2 separate regions of the Mus musculus genome follow, and region 2 is linked to region 1. A link is a loop called in an ENCODE intact Hi-C map of the cell type or tissue named here. Cell type or tissue: heart. All regions are shown on one strand. Links, peaks and the distances in the headings refer to the core of each region. The heading gives the core; the rest is flanking DNA.

Region 1 (8,334 bases), core at 23-8,022:
CGGCTGAAGAGTCAGGTGAGAAGGCTCCTCTCTTCTGAACAGAACCAACAGTTTGATCAGGTTAGGGATTAGGAGGTGGGAAGACAGAGGGCGGATCCTAAGTGGGGCCCACGTAACCTTTCCTAGGAGTTTGGCCCCTATTGCTTGGAACAGGGGTGGACGGATCTAGACTGTCTCTCTACTTTCCCTTGAGACGATTGCTTTGATTGATAATACATTTGGCCTGTTGAGATGGCCCACCCGGTAAAGGTGCTTGAGGCCAGGCCTGACGATCTGAGTTCAAACCCCAGGACCCACACGATGAAAATGGAGATCACACACAAAATGTTCAGCCAGGTCAATAGTCTTCTATTGTCTGTGGATTCTCCCCTGGGTCTTGCACTTTGTCCGTTTCCATGGCCTATATACGATCGGACTTTCACACTGGATTGTGAACAAAGGCTTTTCTCACACTGGATTGTGAACAAAAGCTTTTCCGTGTATCTTCCTAGTTAGATGTTAGCTTCACCACGCCAGGGCCCTGGTGAATCTCATATACCTTTGGGGACCTACCGTCTAGTAGTGTTTACCTTCCAGTATAAAGACTGCTTAAATGTTTGTTGAATGAATAAGAAGGATGAGGAGGGAATTGGGCAGGCCCGATACTAACAACATAGACCAGAGGCAAAGCTGGCCAATATGGAGCCAGCACACAGAGGGTACTTGCCACCTGCTACCCAGATCCAGGATGGGAAGGTCCTGGGGGCTTGGCTCTGTGTCTCCCGAGGCCACACCGACTCGTGGACATTCCTGTCCCGGCTCTAGGTCTGTCTATCTTGGTCGTATTGGTAGAGCCCCGTTTTCCCGATCCCCTTTACTTCCATGCTCCCCCATTCCTGGACAGCCTAGAAGGTTCTGGTTTCATGCAAATTGATACTATTTGGTCATTCCGATGGGGCTTATAAGTGGCCTAGCCTGAGACAGAGGACAGAAATGGCTTTCACTAAGCTGTCTGCCTTCAGGACAGAGTGACTTTAAGCTCAAAGCCCAAGTGCTGCTGTATCTTATGTTTCACCCTTTCAGGCCATCCAAGTAGCCAAAGGTCTGGAGAGGGGACTCTCTCCTCTGCATAAGTTCCCCCTGAACCCTGGGAGGACAGGAGGCTGAGGTCAGGCCTGTCCATCAGTGAGAGAGATCCAGACATCATTTCCAGAACTGCCTCTAGACACTCACCCGTGAGAACAGCCCAGGCAGCCTTGGCAAAGGCTTCCAACCCGGTCAGCTCACAGCATCGACAATGGTTCTGGGAATTCCAACTCTCAAAACCCCTACATTTTTTTCATAAGAAAAAGGAACATATTTTGGCATCTTTGTTCCTGAAACAGGAAATGGCCAAGACAGTGACCTCCAGTAGCTACTTCCTCCTCCAGTGTTCATAAGGGGGTGGGTTCTGTCAGTCCTGTTCCCCACCCCCCCCCCCCCGGGATCAGTGGGCATAGACACCCCAACAGGGGATAGTAGGGACTGACAGGAAATGTAGGGGTGGGGATGGAAGGAGAGAGTTCCGAGGAATGCACAAGCCCAGTGGGCTGGAGTTGGGGCCAGTGGGTGCCTGGCATCTGAGGGCTACTTAGTCGGATGGTTACTTTTATCATTTTATGGAAAGAACATCACCGCTGTGACCTCTTAGGGGTTCAAGCGGAATAATTCAAGGTTCCAAGGTTCTGGGACCTGGGCCGTGTGTGGACTCTGGGCTGGGGAGGAGTTAAGGCGTGGTCTCAGTCAAAGGCGTGGTCTCTCCCAGTCAGAGCAGGAGAGTAAAGTGAACCCCCCTGGGGTGCTGAGGGGGGTGGGTGTGAGAGGGAATGGAGACCTGGCAGAAGGAACGGCAGAGACAGAGGGCCCTCTGAGTTGTACGGATTTCCCTAGAGCCTCCTTCCCTCCTGTCCCTCAACCCCGGAGGTCTTGACTCTTGATCCGCACGGATACAACAGACCCAGTTCAGAGGAAGGGATAGGGCAACGGGGGAGCACTGGAGGGTGGGGGTGCAGAAGGGCAAGCAGCCCTGCAACCATTAACGTTTTCACATTCCTGGCTCCTCACCGAGAGCAGTTGGCTAGGCTGGTCCCTGTGAATAGGTCCTTGCTGGCCCAAGTTCTTGCTGTAAAGCTGGGCTTTTGTGAACCCAAGGGAACTGATGGCGGCGGCGGTTTGCAGTGAGAAGAGTGGTAAGATCCGAGTTGCTTGGGTAAAATGTGCGGAGCAACGGTCTCCAGGCAAGCAGAGGCATCCTCCTTTCTGGACCCGCTAGTGAAGGGCACCTGTGGCGGTGGACAGGGTGAGCAGAGGTCACAGGCTTGGCTCTGAGACAGACAGGTGAGAGGTGGACTGATGATGGAGACTGTGGTCAGAGGGGCTAGGAGGATACTGGGGATCCGAGGTCCTATAGGTCAGGAGGGTGTTCCTCAGACTCCAATTCTGGGGTATCTGGCTTAACTGAGCACTCCTCAAACTGGGAAGAGGAAGGCAGAAGGGGAAAGGTCTGGGGATCCCTTTAAAGCCCGGGATGCTATAGAGATGCTGTCCCTTAAGCTTTATGTCTCTTCCCAGGCTGGAAGTGTCCAGAGCACTTCTCACAGGTCCCCGGCACATACCAGGTATCAAATAAAAGTCAGCTGGAAGGGACGATCAGGGTCAGAGGCCCACTGTGAGCAGGTGGGGCCAGCTGGTTGCCGCAAAGGCTGACTTCTGTCACCTTGCCTTGCGGACAGACGGCTCAGTGGCTTCTGTCAGTGGGACTGTGAAATCCACTTCCTGAGCCAGCCTTTCTACTTCTCATTTTCTCTGGGTCCTTTTGTCTTCTGTGTCTCCCATAGAGACCGTCTGTCTATCTATCTATCGATCTATCTATCTATCTATCTATCTATCTATCTATCTATCTATCGTGTGTGTGTGTGTGTGTGTGTGTGTGTGTGTATGTGTGTGCTCACACACACTTATGTGAGTAATCGAGCAATGCATGGGTGTGTGCTGTACCTGTATGTGGTGTGTGCACATGGAGGCCAGAGGTTGCTGTCAGGTGTGTCTTTATTTTTCACTTTCCACCTTATTTTTTTTTAAAAGATTTACTTATTTTTATTTTATGTATATGAGTGTTTTGCCTGTATGTATGTATGTGTGTGTGTATATATATATATATATATATATATGTGTGTGTGTGTGTGTGTATACACATATGTGTGTGTATGTGTGTATATGTGTTATGTGTATGTATGTGTGTGTGTATATGTATGTATATGTGTGTGTGTATGTATGTATGTATGTGTGTATGTATGTATGATATGCATGCCTGGTACCCTCAAAGGGCTCTGAAGACGGTAATGGAACCCCTGAAGCTGGAGTTACAAACCATTGTGAACTTCCATGTGGGTGACAGGAACCAAGTCTGGATCATCTTTAAGAGCAGTAACTGGGAGTTTACCCGTCGAGCCTTGGCTTCAGCCCCTCCGCCTTAGTTTTTGAGACTGGGTCTCACTAAATCCAGACTGTGCCACTTTGGCAACACTGGCTGCCCAGAGAGCACCAGGGGGTCGGCTTGTCTCAGCACTGAATTATACAAGTGTGTTCCATGCCTAGCCTTTCACTTGGCTGTTGTGTATTTGTTTACGTGGCACACTTTATTGATTTAAACCATATCCCCAGCCACTGCATTTTTCTACCTTTAATTTGTGAGGGATTATGTTGGGAAAGATGATACAGTGGCAAACAATGCTTATACCTGAGATAGATGACACCCCCCACGCCCCCAGCCCCTGTAAGGTCTGAGGATCATTCTCTAAAGCCTAGCAAGGTCTGTGATGCGGCTTTGTTGGAAGAGGGTAGCATTTTCCTTGCTAGGTGTGATTTTGTGGCGCCACCTGCTGGCAATGGACAGATATAATCACACTGAGTTTTGCATGACTGTTCACACAGAGAAACCAAATATTGGGGCTGAAGTGATGGCTCAGTGGTTAAGAGCACTGGCTGTTCTTCCAAAGGACTCAGAACCCACACAGCAGCTCATTAGATGTCTGTAACTCCAGTTCCTGGAGGGATCAAGACTCTCATCTAACTTCATGGACACTAAACCTATATGGGGAGTGTATATATGTATATATTCTGTGTGTATGTGTTGCCTGTATGAATATATATATTCATGCAACACACATACACACAGAATATAGATAAATAAATCTTAAAAATAAATCAATTATTAAAGCATATATATGTGTGTGTATATATATATACATACATATATATGTATGTATATATACATACATATATATGTATATATATATACATACACATATATATATGGCTTGGAAATTCCACTGTGGCAGAGCACTAGCTTAGCTTGCCTGAGCTCAGCATTTTTGGCTTTAGCCACTGGCTGGCACACCAAAGAAGCAAGCAAGCAAATAGTAACGTGCAGAATGGGACTCAGTGAGACACACACGTGCCAGACTTCTTTGCTGACCAAATTGCATCCTCGGCTCTTGGGGGAGTCCTTTATTTTTATTTCTAAAATAAGTTTTTAAAGGTTTTTTTATTTTATTTTATGCGTTTGTCTGCATGTATGTCTACACTCCAGGTACTTACTCAGTGCCCAAGGAGGTAAGGCTTTTCGATCCATTAGAACTGGAATTACGGATGGTTGGGAATGACCGCATGGATGCTGGGGCTTAAACCTAGTTCCTCTGCAAGAGCAACTTGTGCTCTTGACAACGGATCCTTCTTTCCAGCCTCTAGGGAATCTTTTAAAACTCAAATCTAATCAAGTGTCTTTTCTATGCTTAAATACCTTCAGTGGCCTTTAACCTCTGTTTAACTCTAATCCAAATGCCTTAGTAAAAACCCAAGTCCCATAAAGATCTGCAGGCTCAAGACCTCGGGTCAGACTCAATGTTGGCTATGCATTGAAGTCTTCTAGAAATATTTTTTAAACAGCCATCAATGGTTCATCCCTGCTTCCTTTTCTTGTGTGAGCGTCTGTAGTGTGCACTAAGCGGGTGTTCTGTCAGGGAGCCTCATCCCCAGTGCCTGCTCATTTGGAGACAGTCTCCCTATGCAGCCCAGGTTAGACTCAAGTTCGAAGTCCGTCTGCCCCAGTCTCCTAATTGTTAGGATTAAAAGTGTGTGTCACTTAAAAAAAAAAATTAAATGCATTTTATTTTTAGACAACCTACATGACATTTTTCTTAAGAAAAGAAAAACAAAACCCTCAAAACAAACAACTCCCCACCAAAACAGTGCCTCCCCTCTAAATAAATAACAATCAAAATAAAAGCTCAGGATGACGTCAGTCCCATCTGTCTGTCCCAAGTCCTGGTGTTGTATGGATGGTAAGCAGCCGCCAGTTGCCAGTTACGGTGTTAGGCGATATAACCAAGTGGTGACTGCAAAGCAAGGAGAGTGAGGTCCCGAGCAGATCAGCTTGAGTGTGGAACTCCCCTCGCATGGAGATGTGCTCCCCAATTCAACCTGGGCACAAAGACACAAAGACAGGCACAGGGAGAGTTTCCTTTTGCAACCTAGTGCAACCCCGAAGTGTTACTTTAAAATCTTATAGTGCAGTTGAACTGGGATGCGCTGCGATACTGACATATTTGACAAGCTCCTGTGTAGATTTTATATCTATTTGTTTTGGTTGTTCAAGATAGAATTTCTCCATGGTAAGCCTGGCTGCCTTGGAACTTTCTCTGTAGACCAGGCTGGCCTTGGGCTCAGAGGTCTGCCTGCCTCTTGAATGAAGTGCTGGGACCAAAGGTGTGTGCTACCACTGCCAGGCTATTCTGGGTAGATTTTAAAAGATGGAGGAGTTGAGAACCTCTGCATTGAATCTGGCTGATCATCCCTTCCTCACCAGATACCAACCTGCCTGAGCTCTTCCAGCCTCAGGACTTTGCAGATGCTGTCCCTTCTGCCTGGAAGGCATTTTCCCTTGCTTGCCTTGTGTCTCCTCCTCCCCCTGCCCCAGACTCAGTTTAAATGTCTCCTGTTCACAGAGGCCTCTCCTAAGCACTCAATGTAAGATGTTTTCTCTTGTCACTATCAATTGTTAATTTTAAAAAAATCTTTCTTAATTCTATCGCCATTAAAAGTTTTGGATTTATTTGTTTCTTAAAATTATTGTATTTCACAATAGATGATAGCCAGAAGAAGAAAAGTTTGTGTGTGTGTGTGTGTGTGTGTGTGTGTGTGTGTGTGTGTGAGACACCATTTACAATGATAGCCTGTGATAGGAAGAGTTCTAAGAATAGAAAAGGGGGCACATTTACAAGTTAACAACTTAGTTTGTTCTCATTTTATGGATGCTGGCAGAAGACAAAAGACTCTGAGGCCAGAGAGAAACTTTATGACTCACAGAAACAGCGCTGCCAGTGTGTCAGCATCGACTCTGGTTCCTTCACGTCCAGTTTCCACCAGGTGACGTGCAGGTCCAGGTGTTTGCTGTGAGCTGCGTTGCAGAAGAGGAGCCAGAACATAGGGAATCAGCAGTGTTCCTTGCACTTTTGTTCTTTTGGCCTTTATCCCAGAAGGAGACATGGCCTTTACAACGCTGGGCAGGAGGCGAAGCTTCCCTGTGTTCCACAGGGAGATGCGATCTTGGTCTTTCAAGGCTGCGTACTATGCAGGCATCTTTTGAGAGAGTCAGGAACTAAAGCAGGTATTCCTCTGGGTCGTGGGTCTGTAGGTCCGTAGATCCGTAGGTCTGTAGGTATGGGACAAGCCTTTGGGACGCCCGTGCTTAGTTGAGGCTTCTGCCTAGAGGTGCTTTGTAGAACAAGCACTGGACTCTGACAGACCGGGAGGTGGGGTTCATCATTTAAAACTGTGAGGCAACTGGAATTTGTGGACACAACACTGGAGAGGAGGGGACTGTGTAGATACGTCTGCAGTACACATGGGGTTGCCTTGATACTTGTTCAAACAGGCAAGAAAAGGTTCCAGCTATTGGAAAAACAACAACCAGGAGGCTGGGGACTAAGCAGCGTCCAGAGCTCACACGGATGGGGGGGTGGGGTGGGCGGGCATGTTCCAGTTCTAACTGGCTAGAGCGGCCAGGGAAGAGGCATACGGGCTCTGCGGTGCAGTGAGTAGATGTCTTAGTCTTAAGATGCCTTGGTTTGGGATGCTATCCTATAGTCCTGATGGCTCATAAAGGATAGGGATGTGTTTTAGAGGCTGCACCTATGAGGTCAGGTGCCAGCGTGGGTGGGCTGTGGGGAGCGCCATCTTCCAGGCTGCACAATGCCTTCTTGTATTTTCATCTGGTAGAAGAGATCTAGGGAGCTCTCTCTATAACCATGACACCCACAGATTTCATTCACGAGGACCCTAGCTTCATGACCTACTTACTTTCTAAATGCCCCATCTTTGGGCACCATCACATCATATCAGGGTTTTAGAGTTTCCACATGTGATACTTTTGCACTTCTGGAGATTGAGCTCAGGGTGTGGAGATTGAATGTATGTGGGTGTGCATGCATGTGTATGTGTGTGTGTGTGTGTGTGCTCACGTGCGTGCGAGGTGAGTGGGAGTGTGTCATGTGTTAGGATAGTTGACAGCATCCCTGGCTTCTACTCAGGAGATGGCAGAAGCAACCTCCTAGCTGAGGCAACCCAAAATATCCGCAGACACTGCCAAGGTTCCTTCAGTGGAGATGGATGCCTACTGTCCCCGATTTAGAACCAGAGTTCTGGACTGTCCTAACAAAGCAGGAGAACAAAGCCCGGAGATGTTTTTAACTTCTCTATAAAGAACTCAGCCATGTGATCCCTCGCTTCAAAAAAAGATTCAGCTACTCAGCAGTGCCAACATCCGCATTCACAGTGCCCAGCTGTAGCCAATCAAAAAAACGCTAGGCATGCTACTAGCCAATCAAAAAACGCTAGGCATGCTACTAGCCAATCAAAAAACTGCTAGGTGTGCTACAGCGCTCCTGTACAGAGCCTGCCTGCACTGGGAGGTCTGTGACGAGAGAGTTTGTGACAAGAGACAGATTTACACACACCTCGAGCTGGCATACGAGAAGATCTTCCTTTCTGGCTGGAGAGACGCTTCCGTGGTTAAGAACATGTGCTATTCTTGCAGAGGATCCATGTTTGGTTCCGGGCACCTACGCGATAGCTCACAAGGGGATATAACTCAGGTCCCAAGGGATTCCACACCCTCTCTTGTCCCCACAGCATCGTGAGCATGTGGTTCACTCCACATGTGTATGGGCAGGCAAAACATACACATAGAAACTGAAAAAAAATTTTTTTTACCTTATTTTTAGTGCGTGCGCGTGTGTGTGTGTGTGTGTGTGTGTG
Region 2 (8,334 bases), core at 64-8,063, 430 kb before region 1:
TATATAACATTACTATTCATCAAGTACTTTGGTTCATTTGTTTGCCTGTTCGGTTTGGATTTTTTTGAGACAGGGTTTCTCTGTGTAGCCCTGCTGTCCTGGATCTCTTGTAGACCAGGCTGGCCTTGAACTCAGAAACCCACCTGTCTCTGCCTTTGCCTACCTAGTGCCAGAATTAAAGAAAGGTGTGTGCTCTGGCCAGCTCATTTTCTTTTCCTTTCATTTTTGAGTTCTGTCTCTCTTGCTAGCTTGGAACTCTCCAAGTAGGAGAGCCTGGTTGGCTGGTGCGGAAGCCCCAGGGCAGGATTATCAGCCTGAGCCACTAAACCGGTTTTTCTTTCAGATTCTGGGAATTGAACTCAAGTCCTCATGCTTGCAAGTCATCTCCTCAGCCTCTCATTTTGTTTTTTTAAGACAGTCTCAGTGATACAACGCAGGACAAACTCAAACTAGGTATCAGGTGCCTGTCACGCCGCCGACTCATTTTACAATTTTGTGTGTTGTGGGGAGGGGTGGAGGCTGAGACTGGCTGACACTGGGCTGCCATGCCCCTGACTCTAGGCATGAACCACCACGCCCAAATTAGATTCTTCCTTCTAAAGCTCGAGGAGGAATATACTCATTCACTAGCAGATGTGAAACAGCGCTTGGGAAACTGAGGCAGGAGGATTGAGATTTTTTTGGAAGTCATTGTAAGCCTAGCTCAAACAAACATGCCTAATGTTTAAATATGAAACATGCCTACAGTCTTAAATATGAACAGAAGTCAAGTTACACACAACTGGCCTGATCTTCAAGGTTCAAAGCAATCTGAAGAAACAAACGTAACATGGGTCAAAAATCTTTATAAGAAGCCAACAAATATTCAGATGCCTGCAGAACTCTGTAATTAGCCTGGAACTGAAAGTAAAAATCACCTCTCGGGCCCTTTACCCAGTAACCCTTAAAGGGGAAGCGCTTCGGTGTTGGCCAGGTGATGCCACACTGCTCACTCACCTTGTTGAGCTCCTCTATCCGTCTGATGAGGTACGGGTTGCTGGAGGAATTCTCAAAATAAACGTAGTCTGCAAACAAAAAACGCACAGGTCTTTTCAACCAAGAGCTCACATTTGACAGCTCAGAGCCCTTTTCTTGTTTTTGTTTATTTTCCGTTTTGTTTTAGACAGGGTCACATGAGATAGCTCGGCATGTCTCAGAGAGCTTGCCTTGTTCACCAGACTGGCCTCAAACTCACAGCAGAGACCTGCCTGCCTCTGCCCAGGACTGGAGAGCTGGGATTAAAGGTGAGCCACCATCTCTTGGGCTACAATTCCCTATGCGTTAGGAAGTAGGCAAGCCACTGTAAGGCAGCCTCTGTAAGCGGTTCCAAGTTTATCACCGTCCTAGAATTCCCACCCCTGACGAAGTAGCCCAAGCTCATCTAGAACTAACTCAACATCCCCCAGCCTCACACACTCAAGTGGAGATTAGTGGTATGTACCACGTACCACATCCTGCTTACATTTCATTTTCTTTTTGAAAATAGCAGTCCGGGCTGGCAAGAACTGGTGAAGTAATTGAGACTGGCCTTCAACTCCTAAGCCTCCTGGCCCAACACTTACAGGCTGAATTTACTGGCATGTGCCACAGTGGTCACCCTTGAATTAATTATTTAATTTAAAAAAAAAAACAAAAAAAAGCATGGCTTGCTGTAATTGGGGGGAGTGGGACACAAAGGCAGGAGAATCACAAAGCAGAGGCCAGCCTCGTGCTACATAGCAAGACTTTGCCTCAAACAACAACAAAAAGCACAGGTCTTAAATCCCAGCACCTATGGAGCAGAGGCAAGCAGATCTCTGTGAGGCCAGCCTGGTCTAGGACTGAATCCTAGGGCATCTAGGCCTAAGTAGACACCTTGCCTCAAACAACCAAACAACCCCACCACAACATGATAGGCAAACCCCTTCATCACTATGTATCAGAGCTCATCAACGCAGCCTCCCACTAGCGCCTCATCCCTCCAATCCAACCAGCCCTCAACAACGATTCTTACATAAAAGTGTTGACCTGAGACAAATCAGGAGAAAAAGAAAGGCTTAACAGCCCAAATTCATTTCAAACATCAACTTAAAAAAAAAAATCGGCAGGCAGAATGTGTAAGGGCAAGCAGGTATCAAACTTTTCCTTGCTCTACCTGGGATGGTGAGGAATAGGGGCTGGGTGTTGGGTTGTTTTTTTTCCCCCCTTTTTTTATATTTGATTCAACTCCATTTAGACCCTTCTTATAAAGAAACCATGGCAAGTTTTCAACCAAAGGTACAGGATTTTTCCTCTACAGAGTGGCTGGAAACTTCCCACTATGTGTTTACCTGAGAGACTAGACTGCACAGTCACGGTCTACCTAGGCGGCTCTCTCCCAGCCCTCTGCTGCTAAGTGGCCTCATTTAGCCAGGCCATTCCCCCACCATCATCCATCAGGAGCTCGGCTAATGAGCAAAGACGGAAGAGCAAGTCTCACTCACAAACACGCCACTTATCTGAATTATTATTTTACCAGGAAGGAGGGAGGGAGGGCGTCGTGAGCAGGGAAAGTTTGTTTGACCTTATTTCTCTCTCTTCTGCAGAAGGCTGGAAAGACAGACAGCAGAGCCAACGTCCAGGCTGAGCTCTACTCCCTACCTGGGGCTGCGGCTCCCTGGCCCCACACACAGCCCCACTCTCAGGGGGACTGAACGGGAAACCGAAGGGAATGGGGGGTGAAGCAGCGACGGTGCAGGGCCCGGGCTCTGCAAACAGGCCTGTCGAGCTCTGCCCCCCACCTGGGCCACCATCGTCCCCAGCCCACGCTAACACCGAGGCAGAAGCCGGGGTTTGGGGTGAGGGGTGCTCAAGCCCCCCTCCCTCGTGCCCAAAAGCCACGCGAGGGAAAGACCACTCAGCTAGGGGGCTTGCAGGGGCTCTGTCCCTTTGGGGCGTTCGTAAAGGGGGTGTCCGATGCGTGTCCCCAGAAGAGGCCTGGCCCCGAGACGCCGGGCAGGAGCGGTGGGGGAGGGGAGTGGGGGTGGGGATCCCCCTGCGCCCCGCCCGCGGCGCCCTCAGCCCCGGGCTCCCGGGCTGCTGGCAGTAAGCGTGCGCTGCCCGGACCCCCGCTCCCACCGCCCGCTCCCCGACGGGCCGGGAAGGGCCGAGCCTTCCTACCTCCGACCCGGTACATGTTGGCCGCCATGTCCGCCCGCCCGCCCGCGGAGCCCGAGCCGAGCCCCGCCCGCCGCCGCCGCCTCAGCCTCGACCGCCGCCGCTGCCGCCGCCGCCGCCGCCTCGCCACGGGGGAGGGGGAGGGACGGGGAGGGGACACCGAGGGAGGGGGCTGTGCCCGCCCCCAGCGCCGGCAGAGCGACGCCGAGCGGGCCCGGGAGGCCGGAGCACGGCGGGAACGGGGCGGCGGGCTGCGGGGGGCCGAAGACCCCAGGGGCCACCCGCACTAGCCTCGGGGTAGCACACCAGGGTCAGGGGCTGTGGAAGAACCAGGGTGGGGACAGAGGTTCAGCCACTCCGAGCGTCTCTCTCGCCCGCGTCACCTGTCCACCTTGGGACAGGTTCTCCTTTCCTGCTTCTGTTCCCCAGGGACACCCCTCTATGTGTGACCTCAAGCACACGAACGCCCTTCTGGGTACAACTCTCCGATGCAGCCAATGCAAGCGACAGATGCTTGTTTGCGTCCCTCCCTCGTGGTGAGAGGACGTTTGGTGGCTTTAGAGCCTACAGGCCCTGGGGCCAAGAAGACCCTACGTACTTGCAGCTTGCTCAAGTCTGAGACCCAGCTATGAAAAGAACTGGAAGCTGACTTTCTCACCCCGACCACACTGGCAGGTCAGTCGTGGCTGTGCCAAAACTGGGCTGAACAAAACCGACCCCCCCCCCCACACACACACACACACACACACATCCTCTAGCCCTGCCTCTAAACAGGCTTTGTGTACAGCGTGTGCTTTGACCAGGGGAGGCCTTCAGCACAAGAGGGCTTCCTTTGCCGGTAGAAGAACAGGGTTTCCACAATCCGCAGTTTTCCCCCCATCAAAAGGAGGAGGTCGTGTCTAACAGCTTGGGGTTGCTGGTCAGCTAACTAGTTTTATGTCAAAAAGCACGTCCTCGCCCCAATCCCCGTTTTTGGTTTTTTGGTTTTTTTTTTTTTTTGCATTAATGGGGATTGAAGCCAGGTCTTTGCACAGGCTAGTCATTTAACTATAGAACTAACTTTTCATGTTTGTTGGTTTGTTTTTAAATTCTTAATACACTTATTTACTTATCTATCCATCCATGCATCTATTTATCTATCTATCATGTGAGGGCATGAATGCTATGAGATATATATGTATAGGTCTATCATAGGAGTAGAGATTGAACTCAGATAGTCAGGCCTGGCTATACTGAGCTACCTCACCAACATTACTTGTTTTAATACGGGTCTCAGTTCAGGCTGGCTCTTGTAGCCTCCTGCCTCAGCCTCCTGAGTGCTGGGTTATATTACAGGTGTAGGATCACTTGTCCCATCAGAAAGCTCTTAAGTGGCTAGTTTTCCCATGCTGAGTAGCTATAGATCCCTTTTCACGTTCCTCACACCCTCTATGAGGTTTTGAATATAGATGGTCCTCATAGTACTAAACACCTGTAACCCTAGTATTCCATAGGCAAAGGCTGGAGGCGCTCCAGTTTGTGGCCAGCTTGGGATACAGAGCGAGATCTTCCTGACTGACTCTCCCCAATGAACACATAACTTCTTTTAGGAAAGCCAAGGCATTCCAAACTACACCCAGGCCTTGTTGCACAATAAACATTGGCCTAGTATTGTGGGTTGGAGTGCCTGGTGATGCTGATTTAAAGGGCTGTGCCAAAGTAGGAGTTGTCCCGGGAAAAGAAGACTGCATTTTGGTTGAAGCTCCTCTAGCATCCAATATTGAGAATAGCAGGTGTCTGTCGATTCTTTTGTACTCTGGAAAGCCTCAGATTCGCTGGTAGCTTGCAAACTGTGAGTCCTCAGCCCTTCTGGCCCAGGGAAGAAAACAAAAGAGCTCTGGTATGCTGACAGTATAGCTGTTATTTATCATTTATCATAACTCTTTTACTGGGGATCCTACCGAAAATATAATGTGACTTATCTGAAACCACTCTCCATTTCTAAACTGACACACATCAGCTGATAGTTCACCTGGAATAGTATTCCGGCATCAGAACTAATCCCTCTGGCCCAAACAGCATGAACCGCAAAGTCTGTCTTCTACTAAGAATGCCGCCTGAAAATTCAAAGAAATGGATCATAAGTTTTAGAAGGCTTTCTCATTATTTTTAAGTAATAAATATGAACAAGAGTAGGGCTGGAGGTGCATAGGAGATGGCTCAGCAGGTAAACATGCTTGCTGACAAGTTCGACCCCTGGAACAAATACATTGGAAAGAGAAAATTAATTCCCAAAAGTTGTCCACAGAGCCCCACATGTACATCATGGACTTCATACATGCACAGATAAACATGCCCATCATAAACTTCATACATGCACACATACACACATGCCCATCATAGACTTCACACATGCACACATACACACATACACACATGCCCATTATAGCCTACATACATGCACACATACACACTAAGTTTTTCTTAAAGTCCAGTTGGGGGGTAGAGGCAGGAATAGCAGGAGTTCAAGATTATCCTAAACTGCACGGGGAATTTGAGGTTAGCCTGAGCTCCATGGCTGGGTTATAGCTGACTAAGATGTGACTAGATCCTACCATACCTGAAGCTCTGGGTTAGAGGCCCACCAGAAAATAAGTCAAGAATGATAGCCTATGCTTCTAAACCCAATCCTTGGGTTGAAAGTGAAGGTAGGAAGACGGCAGGAAGGAGAAACTCAAGTTTTCCTCAGCTACACAATTTCATGACGCCATCCTAGACTACATGAGAGTCCATCTCAAAAGCAAAATAATAAGTAAAAAAAAAAAATCCTTCCTCAAAGTATTTCTGTATTCTTATTACTTCCTTATCTGCTCTTCCCATTTCCTCAGGTTTTTTGAGGTCTCTATACTTACCACAACAGGTATGTGAAAAGTGCTAAGAACATTTCCCACACCTGTCCACACTCAGCTTTTCTCCAGTCATAGCCTGGAGCCCCCATTAAAGACTTAGACCTGGGTCAGAACAGGAAGTAATGGTGGTGGCCAATTCAGACTCCCCTGTCTCCCCTATCTTCTCTGTCTTAAGCTCCTTCTACCTCCAGCTCCAAAACAGGGTCCTCTATATTGGAAATGCTCAGTATCTTAAAGAGTGGGGAAGGGAGGGAGGCTCAGCAACCAGAGCATGCATTGCTGTTTCAGGAGTGCATGGAGTTAGGATCCCAGAAGAACCCTGTACTGGCTAGTTTTGTATCAACTTGACACAGCTGGAGTTATCACAAAGAAAGGAGCTTCAGTTGAGGAAATGCCTCCATGAGATCCAACTGTAAGGCATTTTCTCAATTAGTGATCAAGGGAGAAAGGCCCCTTGTGGGTGGGGCCATCTCTGGGCTGGTAGTCTTGGTTCTATAAGAAAGCAGGCTGAGCAAGCCAGGGGAAGCAAGCCAGTAAAGAACATCCCTCCATGGCCTCTGCATCAGCTCCTGCTTTCTGACCTGCTTGAGTTCCAGTCCTGACTTCCTTGGTGATGAACGGCAGTGTGGAAATGTAAGCTGAATAAACCCTTTCCTCCCCAACTGCTTCTTGGTCATGATGTTTGTGCAGGAATAGAAATCCTGACTAGCCGGGCGTGGTGGCGCATGCCTTTAATCCCAGCACTCGGGAGGCAGAGGCAGGCAGATTTCTGAGTTTGAGGCCACCCTGGTCTACAGAGTGAGTTCCAGGACAGCCAGGGCTACACACAGAAACCCTGTCTCGAAAAACCAAAAAAAAAAAACAAAACAAAAACAAACAAACAAACAAACAAAAAACAAAAGAAACCCTGACTAAGACACACCCATATCAGAGGACCTGCAGTCGTCTCTAACTCCAGCTCCAGAGCATTCAACACCTTCTTCTGGCCTTCACACACACCTACACACAAGCACACAAACACACACATAAATAAAAAAAGTCTTAAAGTAAAATAAATAAATAGATGGGGGCTGAAGTTGTAGCTCTGTTGGTAGAATACACACCCCACATGCATCTTCATCCCCAACACTGAATAAGCCAGGTGTGGTGTCCCATGTTAAGGACTTCATATTTGTTACGTCACATTTCTCTCTGGCCATCTCCAGTATCCCTATGGAAGAGATGTCCCCTACAGCATGTCAGTAACACCAGAGTAAATGGGGTCTCCCCATGGACAAAGCTTCCTAGTATGGCTGTTGTAATTAAAGAAACACATGGAAGGCATTGCTTGAGGCCCAGAGTGTTCCCTCTGTTGGTCTCTATAAACCCACTCTTCCATTTGCAAGAATGCTGCAAATGAGCCAGGTGTGGCAGCCTATGCCTGCCATCTTAGCTTTCTGGAGATAGAGGCAGGAGGACCAGCCGGAGCTACATGAGACCTTATCTGAAAGAAAGACAAAGAAGAAAGAAAGAGACAGCATCACCACATCACTGCCTAGAAGGCTCAGTGGGTAAAGCCACTTGCCACCAAGCCTGAAGACCTGAGTTCAGTCCCCGGGCATACATGATGGAGGAAAAGCAGCTTCTATAAAACTGTTCTTCAACCTTCCACATGCGTGCCACACACCCATGCATGCCACACATACATATGCACGCACACATAGGTGCATACACACATACCCCCTACACACAATATACACACAAACACACATAGACACACATGCACTCACACATAGACACATACGCATGCACACAGACATACACACATATGCACACACGCCCAAACACATACACACACACATAAACATGCTCACACACATATACACATGTGGACACACACACAAATAAATATAAAAATAAGAAAAGAGACAGGCATGGTGGCACACATCTTTAATCTCAGCACTTAGTATTTTTGGGTTTTGTTTGGTTTGGTTTGGTTTTTTCTTTCTTCTTTTTTTTTTTTTTTTTTTTTTTTTTTTTTTTTTTTTTTGGATTTTCAAGACAGGGTTTCTCTGTATAGCCCTGGCTGTCCTGGAACTCACTTTGTAGACCAGGCTGGCCTCGAACTCAGAAATCTGCCTGCTTCTGCCTCCCGAGTGCTGGGATTAAAGGCATGCGCCACCACGCCCTGCAATCTCAGCACTTAGGAAGCAGAGGCAGCCAGCTCTCTATGGGTTTAAGGTCAGCCTGGTCTACAGATCAAGTTCCAGGACAGCCAGGGCTACGCAGAGAA

The links. A loop is a pair of places that touch in the nucleus more often than their neighbours do. Peaks named below come from ENCODE experiments on the same cell type or tissue, not always from the same donor. Only the 100,000 strongest peaks of a DNase experiment are listed, where the experiment ranks them.
Region 2: a loop joins it to region 1, with 3 times the contacts of the local background. A loop is called at or near these places in 2 of 42 quality-filtered maps.

Annotation. Positions count from the first base shown.
Region 1 is chr17:83,267,250-83,275,583 of GRCm38, reverse strand. It overlaps Gm24240 (a small nucleolar RNA gene), which reads right to left and starts at 5,613; the gene lies at 5,479-5,613. In heart, for the core only: a CTCF peak has its summit at 3,908 (motif pointing left); DNase peaks (open chromatin) are centred at 1,293, 1,493, 3,851, 7,903 and 1 weaker place; H3K4me3 peaks cover 1,656 bases; H3K27ac peaks cover 1,607 bases.
Region 2 is chr17:83,701,129-83,709,462 of GRCm38, reverse strand. Mta3 (metastasis associated 3) reads right to left here and starts at 3,279. Exons shown (of 17, transcript NM_001379391.1): 1 at 3,178-3,279; 2 at 997-1,064. The coding sequence starts at 3,205. In heart, for the core only: no CTCF peak of the experiment used is centred there; DNase peaks (open chromatin) are centred at 3,322, 3,592 and 4,812; H3K4me3 peaks cover 2,429 bases; H3K27ac peaks cover 2,482 bases.